2 separate regions of the Mus musculus genome follow, and region 2 is linked to region 1. A link is a loop called in an ENCODE intact Hi-C map of the cell type or tissue named here. Cell type or tissue: gastrocnemius. All regions are shown on one strand. Links, peaks and the distances in the headings refer to the core of each region. The heading gives the core; the rest is flanking DNA.

Region 1 (12,181 bases), core at 2,609-10,608:
TTCCGGAACACAGTATTGCCTCTGCCAGAGTTCAGAGTCCTGTTCCAAATCCAGGGGTAGTTGCCAGTTTCAAAAGCTAATCCAATGTTTTAAAACCAGAGTTAGGAATAGAAATGTGAAATTCTTCGATGTGTATATGTGCATACATGTGTGCATGTGTATTTGGCTATAGTAATTGAAGGATAATGTACACACAGAACTATCTGCAGTTAAAATATAATATAAGGAGTACTACAACTTGCTTTCAAAATTACAGATATTTAGTAGCCTAGACCATAGAACATATGTTACCTTATTCATTGATTTGACCACACATTAAGAGAGGAAGTGGTTTCTTTGGATAACAGTTTAAGAAGGGATACTGCCCATCACAGTGGTAGAAGCAAGAGACCAAGTGTTCAAACACATGAGCCTGCTGGGAATATACTCAAACCACAGCATCCCTTCTGCTGCACTCCATGCTCCCAGGCCACATAGGATTATGACCACTTTATAATGAAAAGTATGTTCATTCCATATTCTTAAGTCTTTAACAGACCACATTATTTATTTATTTTTTGTAGAGGGTATGCATTCCCATGCCCCCCCCCACTCCTGTGTGTGTGTGTGTGTGTGTGTGTGTGTGTGTGTGTGTGTGTGTGTCTCAGAATCCTATTTGTTGGAGTCAGTTCTCTCCTTCCTCCATGTGAGTCCTGGGAATAGAACTCAGGATGCCAGGCTTGGTAACAATGTTCTCTCAGCTCAGCCATCTCACTTGCCCTTGATAAATTGTTAACACTATCAATATTGTTCAAAAGCCTCAAGTCTTATTTTTCTCTCAAGACTCAAAGACATCTTTTAACTATTGGCTTCTGTGCAATCAAAAAGTAATCACAAACTTCCAACATGCAATGGCACATAGTAGATGTTCCCATGTCAACAAGTAGAATCAGGGCACAGCAAAGAAAGACGAAGACTAAAGTAAAACAAACTCAGCAGAACTACCCAAGAATTACCCATGTCTTCATAATTCTGTGCTGCCAGGTCTGCCCCTTGCAGTGTGGAAAAGCTACTCCTTTAGCCTGCTCTGTGCCACGCCTGCGGTCTTCCTTAGCAGGCATTCCACCGTGCTGACATCTCTAAAATCCTAGAGTGCCCATTGCCACTCAAGCTTCATCTTTACAGTCTCACGTAGCCTCCATTCACAACTCCAAGCCTGCCAAACACCACCTGGCTTGCCTGGCCTTCTGTAATCTTGGCACAGGCTTCCATGCCCCCTTCAATCCTGTATCTTTCACGTGTATAAAACCAGCACCCCATGGATGAGGCTGCCCATTGGAGTGGCCAGCTAAAGATGTAGCCTGGCCTCTAGAAGCAGGAAATATCTTCAGCAGAATTCTCAGTTTTGGCTCTCTTCTTTCAAATGAATGTACATTTGCATAAGATGTACCTTTTGGGAGATGGGGTCTTGCCTTCAGAGCACCTTTTTCCTATTGTCTCAGTGTGATTATACAAGGTTTCTCTTTAATAGTGCTAATATCTTTACAGTTACAATTGCTTCCTCAGCACCTGGCTTACATGCACCTTTAAATTTTCTCCTTTGCCCATCAAACTGCATATTTTCCTATCTCTCTGTCCACTTTCCTCTCCAGGACTCTGTAGTCCTGGATAAGAACCACGAGCAGGAGACTGAATGCTATTCTTTCTGTTTTGAGATATCCTCCACCAATCAAATTGGGTCATTGCTTTCTAGTGACTTATGTTCTCAGGACATGGGCAGATACAGCCAGATTCATTATCATCATGTACCACAAATGGCCTTTAGCTCACTTTCGAACAGTGTCCTGATTCTCCTCTGAGACCTAACGGATCTGGTTTTTACTGTTCATATTTCTCTCAGCATTATGATCTTCCAAACTCCCACCAGGATGGCTTAGAAAATTCTGGGGCTTTCTCAGACAAAGTTCCGAACTTCTCTACATTCCTCCCACAAGCTAGCCCCAAAGGGCTAAGAGCCACATCCTCAAATTCGTCAAAGCCAAGGCTCCTCTGTTTGGCATCCATTTTCTTTACTGCTTTTCTCGTTATTGCAACCAAATACTGGACATGAGCAACTTAAGGAGGGACGGGTTCATTTTGATTTACAGTTAAGGAAGGGGTTCAATCAATCATGACAGGAAAAGCATGCCAACAGAAGTACGAAGAAACAGATGATCTCATTGCAATTATAGGAAGCAGAGAATACACACTAAGTGGAGTCCTCGAGCCTGCCTTCCTCCAGGAAAGATCCACCTTCCAAGGGTCTTACAACCATTCCAAACAGCACAGTTAGCTAGGGACTCAGTGTCCAGACCCATGAGCCTATGAAGGACATTTCACGTTGAAACCCCACAAGGCAAATTCACCCTATGAGATGAGAACATTCTGGAAACAATTCTGATGCTAGCGTTACAATTAGGAATATGCAGATTTTAATTCAATGAAGGAATGAGCAAAAGCAATTAGAATGTTTGGTGAAAACCTCTTCAGTATGTCTTCCAAAACTAAGTTACCTCCGGGAACTATCTGTGCAGGTGAGAGGGGACCAGCTACTTACTGCAGTCTTTCTCAGCTCTGTTGTTCATGATTTTGGTTTTCTGATTGGGTGTCCCGAAGAGTTTTTTCCAGTTTATTGTGTTTGCGTAGCACAAATTTCGGTTTCCAGAAATGATCACATCCCCATCACTGATCTCCTTGAGGGAACGCAGCCCCAGTGATGTGATGTTCAGGCCAACGACCGCCAAAGAAAACTGACCACTAAATGGGAGAGAAGAAAATTGCACTGTTGTGTGATAGCGAAAGCAATGGGCCATCCTCAAATTCAGTTTTTCTGGGCCACTTATGTTTCCTGAATCCTGTGTTCCAGTTATTACTAATCATTCTGCGAAAAGTATGAATCACAACGTTTTAAAAAATGCAAGGGTTTTTTTATAGATTTCTTCAAAGAAAAGACAGTTTCTCATTTGCTTTTTATCTTTAAACTTGGATAAACAGGAGGAGTTAATCAGAGGATTCATGTCATTTCATTTGCTATATTTATAGTTTTCCTAGAAATCAAGAACATGCTTTCTAGCATCTGGCAACATCAAAATGTACTTAAGGTAAATATGAATATCTGTCCATCTGCCTACCACTCAGCTGCCCAGTCATGTTTATTGAGTGAATATCTGTGGTTCCATTTGCAAATACCACACAGGTTAAATATTTGTCTCTTTTACTTAGGGACTCTGTCTAAAGGTGATATAATCACACCGGCAGAGGTTTTTTTTGAGTCCATAGAAATAAATGCAGCGTTAGTGAGGACTGGGTCAGCCATGGGTGAACACTGAAGGAGAGCCATGGAGGAAGAGCATGGAAGGGTGATGTTCAAGTCATGATACCTCATATTTGATTAAATAAGATTCTGCAGATATGTGTCTGGATGAAACTTAGTCAGATAAGAGAGAATGGAGTCCCAAATCACAGGACTCTGCAGGATGTGTGCACTTGGCGAGGGCAGGGAGACAGACTCAGGATCATGGTTGAGGTCAGAGCTCAAATGTATGCCCCTGCTAGGCACAATTTGTCACATGTGACTGATGGAAATGCACATAGAAGCGGTGTGCATTTGTAGGCATCTTCTTGACACTAGCCTCAGGAATGAGCCAGCTGAGCCAGGACAAAAGAAGAGAATGGAAGCTATGGGGTTAAATATCAAAGTTTAAAGTAGTATTTGGCAGACCCTCTTCCTAGTCATGCTTATTCTCATTTCCCCCTTCATGAATTATCTTTCCCCACAGCCTGTTTTCAGGGAAGTGAGGGGTCTGGGTAGGAGATCCACAACCATCACTTACTGGGAATTCTCCCCCAGCGTATGTCCAGAAAAGCCAAGGAGTCAGGGTCTGGCTGGGGTCTTTCCTGCAGGTCAAGTCCCAGCTTTCTGTGAGTCATGTCAGGAACTAGTGGTTATCCCATAGCTTAAATGCTTAAAATTAAGGCTAAGTCTCTTGTGCAGTCGCTTGAAACACGGTGCTAACCTCAGAACGAGAGCATTCCTGAGAATTTAAGAGGAAAGGCAGGAAGCAAAAGCAGTGGCATGCTTAGTATCAGAAGTGCCTATTTAAAGGAGTTTATGGGCAGCAATGTATATTCTGTGTGTATGTGCTTTGACTTGTTAAATATTCCACAATATTAGTGGGATTAGTGATGTTAGTGGTGGTAAATGTCAGAAAAAGCTATCATAATTAGAAAGTTTCCAAGACAGATTTGAGCTACAGATTTCCAGATTTCTTTTCCTCACCACAAATCTTAGGATTTCTCTTACTCTAGGAAAGCTCTTCACCTGTCTCCCATCTTCTCTGTCTCCCTGGTGTGACAAGTTATGTGTCTTCAACTGCCTCATTATCAAATATTAACCAAACACAAACAAGGAGATGCCCTATAAAACACCCAGTCATATTTTCCCAGAGTGTCAAGACAACAAAAATCAGCAAAGATATAGGAGCTGGGAAAGTTTGAAGGGAACTAGGAAGACATCAGACATTAATGCAGTGTGGGATCCTGGAGAGGACAGAAAAGAATGGATGCATTCGTGGAAAATCTGGTAAACTCAGAATGAAGTACATGGTCCAGGGAAGAACATGGCACCTTGTCAAATTATTTATCTTAACTTTCATATCTACTCACATAAGTTGCTCACATTAGGGGAAGCCGAGTAGAAGATCGGTCTTTGTCCTATTTCTGTTTCTTTTGACAATCTTGGGGAAAAAATTCTACTAGGCTTTTGTTATGGCCAACTTACTGTTGCTTTGTTCTGCCACGTATTATTTCTAGGTTCTCGAAAGCATGGAGGTCAGTCCAGTTATCAGGCCAAGCCTGAATCAGCAAAAAGCCTAGAGGGAAGAAGAAAGGCTTAGACTCACACTGTTAGAAATTTCCTTGTTGTAGGAAGCGTGTTCTAGGACTCAGATAAGGCTGCTGTATGGACCGTGGCAGTGGATTCTTCCTGTTCCTATCACCAAGGATGATAGTGCATGTCCTCACACAGGTCCAGGTGATATATATATCATACATACATACATACACACACACACACACACACACACATATATATATTTCATATATATATATATATATTTCATATATATATATATATATATATATATATATATATATATATATATATATATGAAAGAATCCTGTCCTTTCTATGCAACCTAGAGTCCCTGGCTGCCCTTCCCTCAATGCGTAGGCCAACTCCCACCTGAGCAGGTGACAAGTGCTCTGGCTCTGACATCCATAAGGAATATCAGATTATACACCTGGATCCTTTTCTGACTCTTCTCCAGTCTCTTGTTACCATGGTCTCCTTTTAAATATTTTTTTCCATTTAACTCTGATCCTCATATTAATCCTGTTTTTCAGATCAAATTATCTCCCCTTCATAGATGACGAAAATGGCATGCTGGTGGCAGTCATAGACCCAAGACTCCCTGGTGGACAATCTTTTGAAATCTAGTTTGTGAAACTCGAGAGCCTGCACTGCCTGTTAGCGTCAACCTTGTATCTTTTCCTCCATCTTCTCTCTGGGGGTTTTGGGGTCTGTAAGGACGATGGACAGTCTAAGCAGGAAAGAACCGCTCCATGTGTCCACATCAAGTCCAGCATGATTGCAGCAGCCGTGGCTTAAAGTGCTTTCAATTTGCATCAAGGGAAACTGGTTTTTAAAAATGTCTCGAAGAATTACTCATAATGGATAAGCTGCAGACACCACATTCTCATGTCAGGGAAGAAAGGGAAATGTCTGGGAGTCGCTATAAAATTTAATTTCCCATATATGCTCCTGCACACCCGAGTACAAACCTGTTATTTCCTTTACGGTTTTTAGAATTTCTAGTTCTCGTGGGTCTAGAGGAGGAGTGCGCGTGAAAGAATCCCTGAAACAGACAGCAACGTGATTATTGGACACTCTCCGTGGCTTAAAGCAGATTCTACAGTTCTTCATCCAGATGGCTCAGCTGTTACTCACCCCTTAAAGGCCACTGGCAGGATGTGAAGGTCCCCGCTGATGGCAGTGCAGTATTTGAAGTGTTTGATGTTTGTAGCATTTATGGAGAGTGTGTCTTTAAATTCACCAATGCCTATGCCATTACAAACTGTTAAGAGAGATGTGAATTAAGAATGTGAATTAAGAAGGCTGGGTCTGCACAAGCGGAAGCAAGAACCCTGCTACCGTGCACTATTGATTCATCCCAACAACCCTGAGGGGACCCTCCAGGTGCCAGGACTCCTGTGACAGGCTTCGCTGTTCCCTTCAGTCACTGGAGTGGCACTTGGGCTGTCCTTGTCACAGACCTCTGTCAGATTTGAATGTTCTGGCTGTACTGAATCTAGTCACTCACAAAGACATTGGCTCCGCCTCTCTCTGGCTACAACAGTTCACCCACCTGGGCTGCAGGTGGCGCCTCTGTACCTGGTTCAAGAGAACTCCCCCACCTCCACCATGCAATTTGGCTTTGCAAGTTTACCTTCTACTTTCCAGACAAAATAAATATATTTTTTTAAAAAAAGATTAAAAGGTGGGTTTATTTGGAGGTGGCCATAAGAGTTCGGCACAAAGATCAAGAAAAAAACCCTACTGCTTACCTTTGCGACAGGGCCCATCACATTTTTTACACTTGCGGATGCCATCTTCTTCCACTTCGTAGTAGTCAGGCCCACAGGCTCGGACACATGAGCCATGATCTGTCACCACGTAGTTTCCTGAGGAAGAGGCAATGAAAAGAAGGTGTTGAAGGCTACAGCAGGTGCTCCTAACCTTCCACAAACATCCTCATGTCCTGCTGTGTATGGGCTGCTAAAAAGGTCCCTCTTAGTTTGGTTGACTTCTCTTTGAGGAGAAAGACTGACAGATTTCAAGTAGAAGAGGAACCAAGCTCTAGTCTAATGGCTTTTCTGACAGTAATGTGGACAAACACAGATACTTGATCTCAGGTGCAAAACAGCTATGAGAGGAAACACCACCATGCGTGTTCACTGGCTGAAAGCCCCTTGCTGAATATGAATTTCCTCTGACAGGTCTATGCTTAGAATATACAAGGAAACCTAAGATATGTAGTACACACACACTAATGCTTATCAGACAGACCATGTCCCATTGAGGTAACTACAGTTTCTTCTGTTTGATACCAGCTTTGCCCTTCCCCACCCATCCACCATGCAGTTCTTGGTGGGACAACGAGGGGACCAGTTTGTTCTGCTTCCTAGACAGGCGCCCCAATCTTTCTCTCCACTCCCTTCACCTTTATGTAGTCTAACCTAATTAATATTTATGATTACAGTATTACTAGAAACTCTATGCTCCTATTTTGAGTTTCTGAAATACATGCTCAAAATGTGGGCATTGGTACTATATCTGTGAGTCATATGCTCTTGTCATCATAGGTTTTGTTTCCTGCAGAGTTTAAAGATCTGTTACTAAGCCTTCACACAAAGATTCTATCTATGGCATGACTGTCATGAGTTTTTCTTCATCTTAGTTTTCCATTTACCTTATTCTCTAGCTCTCCCTCTTCCTCCCCCTCTCCCTCCCCCTCTCCCTCCCCCTCTCTCTCCCTCTCCCTCTTCCTCCCCTCCCCTCTCTGTGTGTGTTTTCTAATGGGACTTCAATCACCTAAATCTAGGTAGGCAAAATCTCACCCTTATAGTTTCCACTTTACATTTTTTTTTGTCTTAATTTACTTTCTAGAAGTCAAGATTGGTTTTAAGGCTCTTTATGAGTTGTTTCACTTTCTCTGTTTGGGACCGATCTATGTTGCCATTTTCCTATAGGTACCATAGAGTACCATCATACATGAATAAAACTTGAACCCAAATGAGTAAATCAAAGCAAACCCAAAACCAAAATACTCCAAGAGCCCAGCCATAGCCCTAAATTCTTCTCCTCAAGGGGGTGGGTCTGCTGCCTTTTCTAATTTAGGTCTGTTTAATGCAGAGTCAAACAATGCAGAGTCAAACAAAGGTTGTCCCAGAGGGTCACGACCTTGTGTTAGTCAGCTCCAAGACACTCCAGGTTACTGAAGCTTCCTCTCTGACTTGGGGTGAAGCGATAGGTGGTTTGTACTATACAGTCTGGCTGCCAGCAACACTGGATCAGTGCAGGTCAAGCCACCCTTTAAAGGAAGGCATCCTGACTGCTGCAGGCTGCCTCTGCCTCCATTGCTCAGCACTGAGTGGGGTTCTCATCCTTGCACCTGTCCAGGCAGACACTAGCCTACAGGACAACAAGGCAAGCACAGTGGCTGCCTCCAAACTGCCCAGGACTCTAGCATAAGACAGAAGAGGAAATGAGGACTGTTGGGTGAAAGGGCAAACTCACGGGGGCACTTCTTCACACAGGTGGCACCAAAGCTGTACTTCCCTTCAGGGTTGACATCCATCTGATAGGTGGTGGGGTTGTACAGCATGAGTGGTGGGCAGGTGTCTTTGCATGTGGCCTCATCTTGGAACTTTTGGCAGACCTGTCATAGGAGGGACAACATGTCTGGTCAAGGATGTGGCATCCAAATGAAAGGAACCCAGTGCCAGGCAGCCTGCAGGTCAGTGGGACAGTGACAGTTTTCGGTGTTTTACATGCTCAATTAGAGAGGAAAAATGTCTAGTAAGCCTTTCCAGGATAGTCAGAAACACCTTCCTCTTATGAGTACTAAGTATACATTTTTAAGTATACTGACTGTCTCAATTGATACAGCCTAGGGTTTGTGGTTAAAAAAAAGGTAATAATGAAATCTACACATGATATTGGAAAGTATGCTGTAACTATTTTTAAACTCAGTTTTTACTGGGTTTCTTTCATAAAGAACACTATAAGAATATATTTTATAATTTATGGACAAACTGCAGAAATCTTAGCAAGAAGATTCCATGTAGAGAGCTGTTGGATCTTTCTAAGAACTCCATTTGTAGTTTTATCCCCGGGCTGCCCATTTGAATCAGACCAGACTACCCAGGTGAAAAAAAAAAAAGATGCCTGGAGCTAGGTTTAGTTTATAGAATTTAAGAATCTTCTGTTCCAGAATGATAGAATACTCTAGACTCTACCTTTAGGTGGACTTCCTTTTCTGGAGCCTAATGGAGTTTGCTTGGGTTGGCAAGGACCCCAGGAATCACATTCACTAACCCCTGACAGCTGCAAAGTTAACACTAGAGCTTTCACCAGAGGTAGAGGGTCTGAGGGGAGACACTGTGGGATGGGGTAGGATTAGGAGGGGAGCAGCCCAAGAGGCATGAAAATATGGTGTGCACATGCCATACTGCCCAAAGGTCTGGGTAACTGGGATGGTTCTCAGGGGGTCTTACAGAAGAAGAGCTCCCTTCATTTCTCATAATGTTGCTACTGTTGTCCATGACAACACTTAATTAAAATGTGCACCACATGAAGGCTGCTGTCACAGTCAGATGTCGAGCACGTGCACAGCTCTGCAGCACAACTCCCCAGTAGCCAGAGTCTTACCAGACAGTCACTCTCTCGGGGCCCTGTACACCCCGCAGCACATTGGTTGTGGCAGCAGTCACTGGGGGACCTGCCACGACAGCGATGGGAACATTGCTGGGCACAGATGATTTTGGTCACTGAAAAAGAAAGATTACCAGTGAGCTGTGTTTAAGTGGCAGCTCATCTTCTAGAGACACCAAGGAATGCTTGCACCCAGTAGAAAGAAATAAAGGAGGAACCATGGGTTTTGTGACAGGGAGCAGCTTCTAGGCTTTCACAGTCAGCCAAACAATATAATCACAACTTTCCCCTTGGTACATTTTTATCATTTATCTCAAATCACTTGGGAGAAATAATCGAAACAAGTCTGATCAGATCTTTTGAATAAGTAGATATTATCTAGGGAATTTCTGGCAATACAGAAGGCACATAGCAAGAAGAGCTCCTGGCAGGAGGCAGTGTTTAAAGGAACGAGATAGTTAGGTCACAAAGGCAATGAACTACAGTCAATTTTGAAGCTGACACACGCCCAGGTTCTTTGAGTGAAGCAGTAACCATGCTGAAGTAAATTAAACTTTGTTTTTTAAGTTAGTAGGATTCACACATGAACTCTGTGGAGCAACACCGTCAAACTTCTATATTAGTTGGCTCTGGAAAACGGGGAGGATTGGATCAGGGGACAAGGCATCCTGTGTGTCACCATGGACACTTGGGTGGTTGGCTTTCTTGCATTTAATGACAGGTTAAATTATCCCACGTAGTAAGCCTTAGATAGTTGTGCACTGTGATGTTTCCAAGACTGATGCTCATGAAGTGGTTAACTCTGAGTCTTTTGCCAAGCTCCTGTACTTGTTCAGTCACAAAGCGGAGGAGTGGAGGACCACATACTGTGTGGACTCCCTCACCAGGGCATGTTTCTCAGGCCCTGATGCTGCACTGACTTACATTTCTGGCAGTTCTCCTCTCCTCCTCCCCAGCAGCTTCCATTGGGACAGCTTGGATCACATTTGGGGCCTGAAATAAAAATCAAGTAGTTAAATGTGCATTTCAATAAAAGTAACAAATAACACGCAACTGACAACTCTCTCAAGGTCCTAAAGAATGTCCTAGAAATGAGGAACAGCTTGGAAACTTTGTATTCATAGTTGGGTTGGATGCTTTGTAAGCTAAATTAAAGGACTCCTGCACAAAAGAAAAAATGGTGAGCCTTGGGCTGCTTTTGCTTGTACTTCAGCTGTGGAAGCTGAGACAGAGGTTACTTACTGACTTGTCACAGCCACACAAATGACAAAGCTAATGAATTTAGGGTTTCGGAGGTGCCACCTGATTAGGCTTCTCTCTAACCAGATCCGCTCAATGTACACTTATGCACCTTGCTACATTCAGTCTTGACTGACTGTGTGGGGCAATCATCACTAGATATTTAGGATGTTATGTTGAGTCTGGTAAATGAACACTCCTTTCCTCCAAGCCATGAAGTGGTGCAGAACATGACACAGGAAGCGAACATTCTAATTCTGTGAGTCACTTGGCTAATCACCTAAAACCTTAGTTAATAGCTGGCATACTACTGTCTGGAAATCTTTGTAATTGCTAAATATTTGTATTTTTATAGTTGGTCAATATCAAGTTGCAGCTGCAAAGGGTTTCTATTCAGCCATTAATCATCCTGAGAACTGACGATCAACATGTTGACCAGCACAGATGTTGAGAATTTCTTTCTGGGAAGCACATTTACTTTTCTCGCCTTCACTTTTTTGTGGTGCTGCTTACTTACCACCTCCATTAGGCTTGTAGAGACCACTCTGCTTAGTTCTGTAGCCCTCTTCGGGCAATCTTATCTCACAGAACAATTTTATTTCACATGGAAGCTTATTTGACGGTGTCAGAACTCTCTTTGCAACTTGATACTTGATACTATAAATATTTATCCTCATGTTTCCTTCTAGAACTACACCTATATTTTGTATAAATATAACATATTTATTTATATATACTTACATATACTTAATACATATTTGGAACTTATATTGATGCATGGAGTAGCTGATGATTTTATGTTTTTTTTCTTTCTCATAAATTCACTCTTATAACCTCAATTTGTAAACTTTATCAATGATAAAATATGTTGGCCACAGTGGGCTGCTCTTCTGAATCTCAGATGCCTCACATGTATAGCATTTAAAGCCACCTCATAATACTGATTTTGTTGTTAAAGATGAAGTGCAAACTTCTCAAAAGGAACGCGCATCTGCAGCTATTCAATGAGGAGAGTAGAAGGAAGAGATCCAGGGGATAGAGATTCCCTATCTTCTAATATATATAACTCTCATTTTCTAGTTGTTTTTAAAAATCTGTTATAGCTCTAATACTTGGGCTATTTGTCCCTTAATCATTGGCACTGCAGAACAATTTACTGAATCAACTCTTACTTGAAATGTCACTTATTTATGCAATTTTGGTTCACTTAGGCTTATTCTCATGATGAGTGCTATAGTTTGAATACGTAACGACTCCTAGAGGTTCACGCTTTATGGCACAGAGAGGTGATGGGGACTTTAAGAGATAGGACTAATGACTACCTGGCAAGATGTGTGCGAACGTTATGAGGAGAAACTAACCATTCTTTAGCTTGACTTAAGACCTACTCCACAGATGGACACTGTGCCTGGTACTGCAAATTTGGCCAGG
Region 2 (12,181 bases), core at 2,829-10,828, 350 kb after region 1:
TTAGGCCTTGAGAAAACAATAATATATGTGAGCTCATTAGTATTCATTTTATCCTCTTTTCTTATGTTATTCTTTCTTTTTTCTTTTCTAAATGTTATATCATACCCAAGTATGCATTTGTTTATAGATACATGGATTCATTATAGGCTAGGATTCACATGCAAAGGAGAACTTGCTATTTTATTTTTCATTTTGAATTTGGCTGAATTTTCTTATACATTCTATACCAATTTCCTGTAAATTTTATGATTTCTATTTTCTTTGGAACTTAGCATTATTCCATTTTATATATGTACCATATTTTCCTAATCCATTCATCTCTTGACTGATAATTATGTCAGTTCTGTTTCCTTGCTTTAGTGAGTAGATCATCAATATACCCAGGGGTGCATGTATTTCTATGGTACTAGACAGTGTTCTCTAGGTAGACAACAGGACAGCTGGGTCACACTGGTTTCCATAGTGGCTGTATTAATTTTTACATTTACTAGCAGTGAATAAGAGTTCACCTTTATCCTCATCTCCAATAATCTTTGTCAAATTTCTTGATGATAACTATTTTGTTGAAGGGAGAGAGTATTTCAAAGTTGTTTAATTTTGCATTTCCCTGATGATTTGGAGTGATAAACACACTTAAGGACAGTTGGTGGTCATAGCGACTTCTTTTTATGAAAACTGTTAATTTGGTTCATCAGCCTATTTGCTGACTGGCCATTTTATTTTCTTGGTATTTAATTTATACATTTCTTTATAAATTCACCTCCTGTGATGCTTTGAATGCAGTGTTTCTTATTGACTCAGGTATTTGAACTCTTTATCCACAGTTTGGTGGGGCTGTTTGGGAAGGTTTAAGTGGTATAGGCTTGCTAGAGGAAGTCTGTCACTGAAGGCAGGCTTCAGGTGTTTACAGTATCAGCCCATGACCAGTTCTCTCTTGTCAATGTAACTTTTATTCATCTATTGTGATGGATGTCTTGGAGGCTTGCTATATGCTAACCTAGGCCTAGTCCAGGAAGCTTCTAACCTCCATACAATCTTATCTAGGCCTAGAATGTTTTCAGCCTCTGAGACTTAACTGATAAATAAACTCACACTTTCTTGGTCTTTCTGAACTCTTGCTGGTTCAACTCAGTTATCCTGGCTCAAAACTCCTCTACATGCTAACTGATTCAATTGGGCTTCTTTCAACTTCTGAATTGCTTTGCTCTGGATCTCATATTAGCTTTGGCAACATGTTCTAATCTTCTGGCTACTTCTAATTCTCTGGCTCGGTCTGTCTTTCCCTGTGTCTCTAGCTTGTTCTTTCTTCATTCTGTCTCTCAATAACTGCCCCAACAAAACTATCCTCCTCCTCCTCTTCCTCTTCCTTCTCTTCCTCTCCTCTTCTTTTCTCTCCCCTCCCCTCCTCCTCCTCTTTCTCCTTCTCTTCTTACCCTCTCTGGCCTTGCTCTCTTAAGTAGCTTCCCTTTCTTGTCTCTTATCATGAAAGTTGGGCATAACCTATGCCTGACTCATTCTATGAAATCTTTCTCAGATTCATCACTTTTTCTGCCAGTCAATTAGACAATAATTTCAAACATGGGTACAGACTAATTTTACCTTCCTTGTTTGGTTAAAGGTGTGTACTAAGGGCCTATTTGTATTCTAGCCCAGAGGAATTAAAGGTGTGTGCTAAGGTTGACATACACCACAACTAGAAACACGTTTTTTTTTCAGTAAAATAACACAATTTTGGGGTTCACAGTGTGACCAAATATCCTGTTACTCTCTCTAAGTCTCTCTGTCTCTGTTTCTCTCTGTCTCTCTGCTTTGTGTTTGAGACTGAGGATGTCAACTTCAGGCTTTTTCCTCCTGTCACCATATCTGCTGCTTGCCGTCATGCCTGCCCACCATGATGGAATTTTATCCTTCTAGAATTATAAGGCAAAATAAACCCTTTCTTCATTAAATTGCCTTGACCATGATATTTTATGGAATTAACCAAAAAGAGTAACTAATATAGCTCTTTTTCTAAAATATAGCAAACATATTGTTATACCTATTAAAATTCTGTTGTCATATCTCACAGAACTAGAACTAATACTCAATTACCAAAGACCACAGATAGCCAAAGTTAGTCTAAGAAGTAAGATTACAGATGGCATCATCACAACACCCAGTCTCAAATTAGACTACAGAGCTTTAGTGATAAAGACAGCGTAGTACTGGCATAAAAAGCAGATGGGTAGACAAATGCAACAGGATAAAGAACTCCCAAATAAACTAGCAAATCTGTGCCTGCCTAATTATTAACAAAGGAGGCAAACACAGTGAAAAGATAGTCTAGTTAACAAGTGGTTCTGGCCGACTGGATTTGTACTAGCAGAAACTGAATTCATTTATGTTACTTTGTATAAGAACTTATTCTAAGTGGATCAATGTTGATTTAGAACCCAAAATGCTAGAAATTCTAGATGAAAACAGGGGATACTTAAAACACTGGGGCAGACAAGAACATTCTGAACAGCAGATCAACAGCTTGGAAATTACTCTCAAGTATCAACAGATGGGATTAAGTTGTTGGGGTTTTTTTTTTGTTTTTGTTTTTTTTGTTTTTTGTTTGTTTGTTTGTTTTTTTGTACAGCAATGAAAACCCTTAATCAAGGTAAAATCTTTACTAGCCATACCTCTTTTTTTTTTTTTTTTTTCTAATTTGTATTTTAAGGAAGACTCTCACTGAACCTACACCACACCAATTTGTCTAGGCTGCTTAGTCTGCAAAGCCCCAGGGATCCCTGGCCTCTCCTCCCCACACTAGGATTACAGAGATGCCCCACTGCACCTGGCTTTTTCATATTGATTTTGGGGTTGAGCTCAGGTCTTCAGGCTGGCAAGGCATGAGTTTACTAAGCCATATTCTCATCCCAGCCCCCTTTCACTTTTTTCAACATTATGAAACTAAATCTTACAATTTTTAGGTATCAAATATCCAAGGAATTTATACTTGTGTCTTGAGGGCAATTAGATTGCTAATAGGAACTCCAGGATAAATCCTCTACGATGAGGAGAAATCTCAAAAGATGAATTTGAAGCTGGAAGTAGAAGCTCACATCTGTGATTCTAATACTTTGGAAAATGAGGCAGGAAGACTACCAAGAGTTCCAGGCCAGCCTAAAACAATTAATCGCAAAGAGCTGACTCTGATCATGTGATTAGGTGCTCGATGAGTACTTTCAACTAGTGATGTTAGTCACTCACTTTCGCATTTAGCTCATCTGTTCCCTTGGGCAACTTTTACTTTTCTAATTTAGAAGTAGTCCAAATTTGGTCCTGATGCCATGAATATTAGCAGTGTTGACCTTGTCCCAGCGGAAACAACCTCATCATCACCCTTGCTGCCAAAACCAAACAGAACATTCTGTGATCCTACTTTCAGATAAACAAGACAGATTAAAGATTTTCTTGCTGCTGTGGGTAACTGTGCGTGTCTCTAAAAGAATCCCAACACCTTCCTTGGACATCATGAAGCTCTGACTGATAGCAAAGAGCTATCTGAGAGGCAACGCACATCAAGTCTGTAAGTACAGTTCCAAAGCTGGGAATGTGGCCACACCAGGTTTGTATGTCTTACATGGAGAAGCCACGGAAGAACCCCTCACAATGAAGGAATACATATGACACTCTTTTCCCTTTGACTTCTTTCAGTGACAGGGTTTTATGAAACTCAGGTTCCATTCACTACAGGCTCTGGGCCAGTGTCAAGGCCTACTTCTTTTAGGATGAGCAAAACCTTTCTAAATTTCACTTGATTTTCACTTGTGCACTTTCTAATTTTTCATTCTATTTTTCTTTTGCTCATTCATCGAATATTTCCCAATTCCTGTTCTACGTGACTATGCCTGATACTCTCAGCTAATAATAAACGAGATAAAGGCCTTTTTTTTTTTTTTTTTTAAACAACAAAGCCACTTCCCCAAACAGGTACTTTACAGATGTTCCTATACATAGGCACAGATATACAGAACATCTTGACACAGTGCTTTTTACTGGGAGTTAAGGAAAGAAGTAAGTGTGGAGGTTTGGGTGGGAAGATGCGTTGTATTAAAGAGACCGAAAATAAACTGGAACCACAGTGACTGAAAGGGAAATGGGAGGACTGCAGCGAGGCAGTCAGGAGGTCCACAGGAGCATAGATTTTAAGTTAGCTGCAATAAGAAGCTGTGCAAGAAGCTAAAGGGAAGGACTCCAGATTGGCAGCATATTAAGAGTTTACACCTGGACCTGGAAGAGAAGAGCATGGTAGGGTGGTACAGGAATAGAGAGAAACTTGCAGGAGAATGCTGCAGCCTGCTGAAGCCAGGGAGAAGGTGCAGGAACTGACTGGTTAGGACTTCTGGGTGACCATCAGCTAGATGTTAAGGGGAAGGATACAAGAAAAATCATAGATGATGTTGGACAGAGTACATCTGCTTTCCTTTTATGTGTGAGAGGACCAGCTTATAAGGAAAAAGTTGGTTTGGTTTTGTTTCTCACACTTTTGGTCTACGATAAGTTGGCTTCAGCCCTGAGATAAGACAGTGCATCATTCAACAAGTATGCTTATGGAGAAAAGTGGATCATGTCATGTCCAGGACTCAACCAGAGACAAAGGAAGAGAACAGGGTCCCATAGTCCTTTTCAAATAAGTGACCTTACTTCCTTCTAATAGACCCCACCTCTTAGCAGTTCATCAATCTTCCTGTGGCATGAACATTTGGGAGCATGGGCCCTGCAGGGATGTTCAAAATCCATATTAGCTGAGGGAATATATGTATTCTAATGACTGATGTATACAACCACATGATGCCATGTCCAGGTGACTGAGATATGTGAGGGGCTGCAACATGAAGATCAGCACAGTACCATGTAAATGGGAAGCCCTAGAGACCAGTGTTTAAGAAAGGCAAGTGATTCTGAGATATCCTTGGGAAGTTCTCATCTTCCAGCTTATCACATGGTGTAGACATATGAAGGTCCCCCTTGGAAAGGTTTAGCAAACTACTGTTGCCAAAAGAAATGGACAGAATTTAATCTTCTACCCAGATTCAGAAGAAAGGACAGAAAATATGAGCAAACCTTGTGAGGAGCATGCTCACATCCCTTTATAAACATTCAGGACCAGAGCCCTGCACTCACTTGGAGGTTTGCCACTGGAATTTATCTCAGAAGCAGAGAATTAGTCACAGGATTGCAGGTAACCACAAAAGAGAGGAGGGACACAAACTAATCGCATAATGAGACCTTGAGTGCCAGCACTTGCACAGAGCATCTGTTAATCTTACAAACAATCCCGTGAGAAAGATGTGGCTTCCTTCATCTTTTAGAAAAGCAAACTAGAGCTTAGAGCCACTTGGGAACAAGCTCAAAGAATTATGCACAATATTCAGGGCAGGCTGAGTCTCTATCCTGGAGTACCATAATTACAATCCACAAGTCCCTCTCTCACAGACCAGAGACTTTAACGGTAATATGTACCATCAATTCCATCATCTTGCCTTGGCTGCTGAGCATCTGTCAGTGCAGGGATCACATAAAAATTGGACATTAGACCCAAAGTCCAAATGTCCTTTTCTGGATTTTTCTGTTGCCACCAGAGTGGCAAAGTCTTGTAAGACTCCGGGGAGCCTTAGCTTACCAGGGACACCTGAGTGAACCATGTGGAGTCAGGATCAACGCAAAAAGCAAGAGGAATTTATTGTTCCAGTGCACTGGAGTCGTCCAGACCCAAAGGAGAGGCAGTGACCCCCCAGCACCAGTTTGGGGAATTTTTATATGGTTTCCAGGGCCAGAACAGAGCATCTGCAACTAGGCACAATATGATTGGCTGAACAGTGCACCTTTTAAACTGATTGGTCTTTAGGGAATGAGGTGACAAGGACTTCCCTTGTCTGAAGGTGAGCAATGGTCTGTCCTGAGGAATGTGTCCCCACCCGCAGGTTCCTGCCCTTAGGTCTGAGAAATGCTAATTAGCCTCTCCCTTCCAGAGGGCTGAGGGTTTCATGACCTTCCCAAAGTTCCTACGCTGACCTTTCCACTTCCATCAGTATGGCTTTGCTGGACTGTGTCACAGAGAGAAAGAAAGAAAGAAAGAAAGAAAGAAAGAAAGAAAGAAAGAAAGAAAGAAAGAAAGAAAGAAAGAAAGAAAGAAAGAAAGAAAGAAAGAAAGAAAGCGATTCTGAATCAAATAGATAGTTTGGGAAATGGATCCATTTTCTTTCCTCTGTAGCATTGAGTGAATGAATGTTTCTTGGTGCTCCCTAACAACCTGGCTATGTCTTCTTTCCTAGATGACAAAGTTGTTAAAGAGTGCACAGACTTAGAGTCAGTTCCTCCGTCTTTCCCACACCACTGTGTCAGAGATCCATGTTCCTGCACTGCCCTCTATTTATGACTATCTGAAACACAAAATCAGGAACTCTAGAGGGATCCAAGCACTCTTTAAAAAATTAGGGTGCTATTTTACAATAGACTTATACTGAGTTTTCAACATTCAGTAGGCAGGAGTGTCCATAGTAGTAAATATTGTACTGATATCAAACTACTGCACTTTTGAACTGTATTAGTGATAGCTGAAAAGAGAAAGTTAATACGATTTTGAGATGTTTAAAGGATAGTTTTTGATTGGAGATAGCAATTACAATACTAGAAATGGCTTCCAAAGCTCCTTGGAAAAGAGCATGGAGGGGAATCAGTCCAAGGGCTCACCAGGGTTTGGATACAGCCACAGAATTTGTGTATATTTTCTTGGTGGAACATCGCCATCTTGTGTCTTTTCCAGATATTTCACATAGAAATATGCATCACCATGGTTCTTTTAGTGTTTAATACTTGTTCCCTAGTACAGATTCTAATTTTTGTTTCAAGATTCAAACTAAATAACACAAGTACATGTATATAATTTTATACCTCCCACTTCCTTGTTTGTGTTTGCTAATTATTCAAAATGATGAGTTTATGACTCTTTCATACATGTACGTAGTCTATGTCAATCAATAGGCTATTGTAAACAACTGTATTATAGTATGATGTGCTGGTTAGTTTTATGTTAACTTGACACAAGCTAGAGTCTTTAGAGAGGAAGAAACCTCAATTGAGAAAATGGCTCTGCCTGTAGGAGATTTTCTTAATTAGTCACTGATGGGCAAGGCCCAGATTATCGTGCATGGTGCCATCCTTGGATTGGTGGTCACAGGTTTTATAAGAATGGCTGTGCAAGGCATTGGGAACAGTAAGCAGCACTTTTGCATAGCCTCTGCATTAGCTCCTGCCTCCAGGAGCTCCTACTGTCCTGCTTGAGTTCCTGTCCTAACTTCTTCCACCTATGGGAGGTGGTGTGAAAATGTAAGCCACATAAATCCTTTCCTCCCCAGTTTGCTTTTAGTCATGGGGTTTCATCACAAAAATACTAACTTCACTAAGACATATAATAATCAAAACTACAATGTTATGCATTGCATAATAAGCCAATCATGAGTTATAAAAGTTATATGTTCAAGGGGTTGCAATAGACCATATGGAGTGCAAGAAGACTGAGCACAACCAGCAACATAAAATTTCAAATGCTACACACCTCTGTTCAATTGCCTGATCCTCTGTACATCTCCCCTGTCTCCTCTCACACCTGATCCTGGCCTCTTATTTCCTCCCCACTCCTTTCTCCCTCCCTTAATTCCTCTCTCTCTCTCTACCTCCCTTGATTATTTTTGGTCTTCCTTCTTCTTGAGCTTCATATGGTCTGTGAGTTGTATCATGGGTATTCCAAGCTTTTTGCCTAATATCCACTTATAAGTGAGTACATACCATGTGTGTTTTGTGACTGGGTTACTACACTCTGGATATTTTCTAGTCCCACCCATTTGCCTAAGAATTTCATGAAGTCATTGTTTTTAATAGCTGAGTAGTACTCCATTGTGTAAATGTACCACATTTTCTGTATCCATTCCTCTGATGAGGGACATCTAGGTTGTTTTAAGCTTCTGGCTATTATAAATAAGGCTGCTATGAACATAATGGAGCATGTGCCCTTGTTATATGTTGGAGAATCTTTTGGGCTTATGCCCAAGAGTGATATAAATTGTCTGGGGGAACTGCCAGACTGACTTCCAGAGTGATTGTACCAGCTTGCAATCTTACCAGCAATGGAGGAGTGTTGCTCTTTCTCCACATCCTCACCAGCATCTGCTGTCAACTGAATTTTTGATCTTAGCCATTCTGGCTGGTGTGAGGTGGAATCTCAGGGTTGTTTAGATTTGCACTTCCCTGATGACTAAGGTTGTTGAACATTTCTTTAGCTGCTCCTCAGCTATTCGATATTTCTCAAATGAGAGTTCTTTGTTTAGCTCTGTACCCCATTTTAATAGGGTTATTTGGTTCTCTGGAATGTAACTTCTTGAGTTCTTTGTATATTTTGGATCTTAGCCCTCTACCAGATGTAGGGTTGGTTAAGATGACAGTGTCCTTTGCCTTACAGAAGCTTTGCAAGTTTATGAGATCCCATTTGTCTATAGTTGATCTTAGAGCCTGGGCCATTGGTGTTCTGTTCAGGAAATTGGATGGGGAAATGGGGATAGCCGCTAGAAAGTCCCAGATGCCAGGAAAGCAAGAGGCTCCTAGAAAACAACGAGGATGACATAAGCTGAAATATCCAACTAAGGAGAGAGAGAGAGAGAGAGAGAGAGAGAGAGAGAGAGAGAGAGAGAACCTGTAAGGACCATAACAGAGGTTAGGCATGGCCCCTGGTTGAGGAATGGGGCCACCTACCCATCTCAAAAATATTAACCCAGAATTCCTCTGGTCTAAAGTAAATACAGGGACAAAAAGTGGAGCAGAGACTGAAGGAAAAGTCATCCAGAGACTGCCTCACTTCGGGATCCATACCATATGCAGACACTAAACCCAGATACTGTTAGTGATGCCAAGAATTTCTTGCTGCCAGGAGCCTGATATAGCTGTCTCCTGAGAGGCTCTGCCAGAGCCTGACCAACATAGATGCATGTACTTCAGAATCCTTCGGACTGAGCATGGGGATCCCAATGGAGATGTTAGGGGAAGGATTGATGGAGCTGAAGGGGTTTGCAACCCCATAAGAAGAACAATATCAAACAATCAGAACTCCCAGAGCTCCCAGGGACCAAAACACCAACCATAGAGTACACATGGAAGGACCCAAGGCTCCAGCTGAATATGTAGCAGAGGACTCCCTTAACTGTCATCAATGTGAGGGGAGGCCCTTGGTCCTGTGAAGGCTTGATGCCCCAGTGTAGAGGAATTCTAGGGGGTGAGGTGGGAGTGTGGGTGGGTGGGTGAACATACTTATAGAAGCAGGGTTAGAGGGGATGGGATGGGGGTTTGCAGAGGGGAAACTGGGGAGGGGGATAACACTCAAAATGTGAACTAAAAAAAAAAAAAAGAGAGAGAGACTTTGAATGATTCCTTTACTTTGAAAACTCACCCTTGGGCCTGTTAACAGATACCAGTCTCAGTCCCAGCCTCTGGTAGAATGTTTTCTTTTACTGTCTGTCAACTTTGACTTAGTTCATTTGGGAAGAATTATACAGTCCACACTTTTTGTGTCTACTTAAGTGTTTTTTTTCTTTCAATGTAGTATTTTCTGTCCTGTTTATGCCAATGGTTTCTAGGAGAGCCAGAATGAAAGTGACATGTGTAAAGCCTGGATCCTAGACATTGGAAAATGAAATCCAGTCTTTTGCTATCAGATATGACACCATGCATCTTTAAACTGTTTTTCATTTGTTAGAGTGAGATTCCTTTCACATCTACTTTGATGAAAACATTTGTCACAAGTGTGGGCTACATTTTGTCAGATGCATTTTTGATTTTTGTTCTGAAGTAGTTGGAAATCTTCCCAATCCTCTTTTCTTTTCTCTTCTTTTCTTTTCTTTTCTTTTCTTTTCTTTTCTTTTCTTTTCTTTTCTTTTCCTTTCCTTTCCTTTCCCTTTCTTTCTTTCTTTCTTTCTTTCTTTCTTTCTTTCTTTCTTCCTTTCTTTTTTGTTAAATGAGTTGCATTGATTTTGCCAATAGTAAATCAATTTAGGATTCTAATAATATTCATTTTTGAAAGTGGTCTCTCAAGAAGCCACAGGAGCCATCTTGTTTTCCAGGACTCCACCGAAAGTAGTCTGCACAGGTGAGAGTGTGGACTACAGAAGCTAACAGCTTCTGTGACAGGCCAAAGCAACACAGCTTCTGGGACAGGTTCTGTTTTGGGCCTTCATCTTCAGCCAGGAGGGAGGTCTGAACGAGAGATAACTGTGCACCATCCCTGTAAGAGGAGAGCTTGCCTCCAGAGAGTGCTCCGACCACTGAAACTCAGAGGAGAGAGCTAGTCTCCCAGGTATGCTGATAGAGGCTGACAGAATCACCAGAAGAACAATCTCTAAACAGAGACAACTATAACAACTAACTGCAGAGATTACCAGATGTTGAAAGGTAAGCATAAGAATCTTACTAAGAGAAACCAAGACCACTCACCATCATCAGAACACAGCACTCCCACTTCGCCCAGTCCAGGGCACCCCAACACACCTGAAAAGCTAGACCCAGATTTAAAAGCATATCTCATGATGATGGTAGAGGACATCAAGAAGGACTTTAATAACTCACTTAGAGAAATATAGGAGAACACTGCTAAACAGGTAGAAGACCTTAAAGAGGAAGCACAAAAATCCCTTAAAGAATTGCAGAAAAACACGATCAAACAGGTGATGGAATTGAATAAAACCATCCAAGACCTAAGAAGGGAAGTAGAAACAAAACAGAAAACCCAGAGTGAGGCAACCCTGGAGACAGAAACCCTAGGAAAGAAATCTGGAACCATAGATGCAAGCATCAGCAACAGAATACAAGAGATGGAAGAGAGAATCTCAGGTGCAGAAGATTCCATACAGAAGATCGGCACAACAATCAAAGAAAATGCAAAATTCAAAACGATACTAACTCAAAACATCCAGGAAATCCAGGACACAATGAGAAGACCAAACCTACAGACAATAGGAGTAGATGAGAATGAAGATTTTCAACTCAAAGGGCCAGCAAATATTTCAACAAAATTATAGAAGAAAACTTCCCAAACCAAAAGAAAGACATGCCCATGAACATACAAGAAACCTACAGAACTCCAAATAGACTGGACCAGAAAAGAAATTCCTCCTGACACATAATAATCAGGACAACAAATGCACTAAATAAAAAGAGAATATTAAAAGCAGTAAGGGAAAAAGGTCAAGTAACATATAAAGGCAGGCCTATCAGAATTACACCAGACTTTTCACCAGAGACTATGAAAGCCAGAAGATCCTGGGCAGATGTTGTACAGACACTAAGAGAACACAAATGCCAGCCCAAGCTACTATACCCAGCTAAACTCTCAATTACCATAGATGGAGAAACCAAAGTATTCCACGACAAAAACAAATTCACACATTATCTTTCCACAAATCCAGCCCTTCAAAGAATAATAACAGAAAAAAACCAATACAAGGACAGAAACCATGCCCTAGAAAAAGCAAGAAAGTAATCCTTCAACAAACCAAAAAGAAGACAGCCACAAGAACAGAATGCCAACTCTAACAACAAAAATAATAGGAAGCAACAATTACTTTTCCTTAATATCTGGTAATATCAATGGACTCAATTCCCCAATAAAAAGACATAGACTAACAGACTGGCTACACAAACAGGACCCAACATTTTGCTGCTTAGAGGAAACCCATCTCAGGGAAAAAGACAGACACTACCTCAGAGTGAAAGGCTGGAAAACAATTTTCTGAGCAAATGGTCCCAAGAAACAAGCTGGAGTAGCCATTCTAATATCTAATAAAATCGACTTCCAACCCAAAGTTATCAAAAAAGACAAGGAGGAACACTTCATACTCATCGAAGGTAAAATCCTACAAGAGGAACTCTCAATTCTGAATATCTATGCTCCAAATACAAGGGCAGCCACATTCATTAAAGAAACTTTAGTAAAGCTCAAAGCACACATTGCACCTCACACAATAATAGTGAGAGACTTCAACACACCACTTTCACCAATGGACAGATCATGGAAACAGAAACTAAACAGGGACACAGTGAAACTAACAGAAGTTATGAAACAAATGGATCTAACAGATATCTACAGAACATTTTATCCTAAAACAAA

Evidence for each region. A loop is a pair of places that touch in the nucleus more often than their neighbours do. Peaks named below come from ENCODE experiments on the same cell type or tissue, not always from the same donor. Only the 100,000 strongest peaks of a DNase experiment are listed, where the experiment ranks them.
Region 2: a loop joins it to region 1, with 8 times the contacts of the local background. A loop is called at or near these places in 23 of 42 quality-filtered maps.

Annotation. Positions count from the first base shown.
Region 1 is chr11:16,865,554-16,877,734 of GRCm38, reverse strand. It overlaps Egfr (epidermal growth factor receptor), which reads right to left. Exons shown (of 28, transcript NM_207655.2): 5 at 10,436-10,504; 6 at 9,509-9,627; 7 at 8,375-8,516; 8 at 6,643-6,759; 9 at 6,026-6,152; 10 at 5,860-5,933; 11 at 4,799-4,889; 12 at 2,576-2,775. Among named protein-coding and RNA genes, the nearest start is that of Egfros, 41 kb to the right of the region's middle. In gastrocnemius, for the core only: a CTCF peak has its summit at 6,446 (motif pointing right); a DNase peak (open chromatin) is centred at 6,435; H3K27ac peaks cover 934 bases.
Region 2 is chr11:16,519,690-16,531,870 of GRCm38, reverse strand. No RefSeq gene overlaps it. Among named protein-coding and RNA genes, the nearest start is that of Sec61g, 17 kb to the right of the region's middle. In gastrocnemius, for the core only: a CTCF peak has its summit at 6,808 (motif pointing left); a DNase peak (open chromatin) is centred at 6,716; H3K27ac peaks cover 3,677 bases.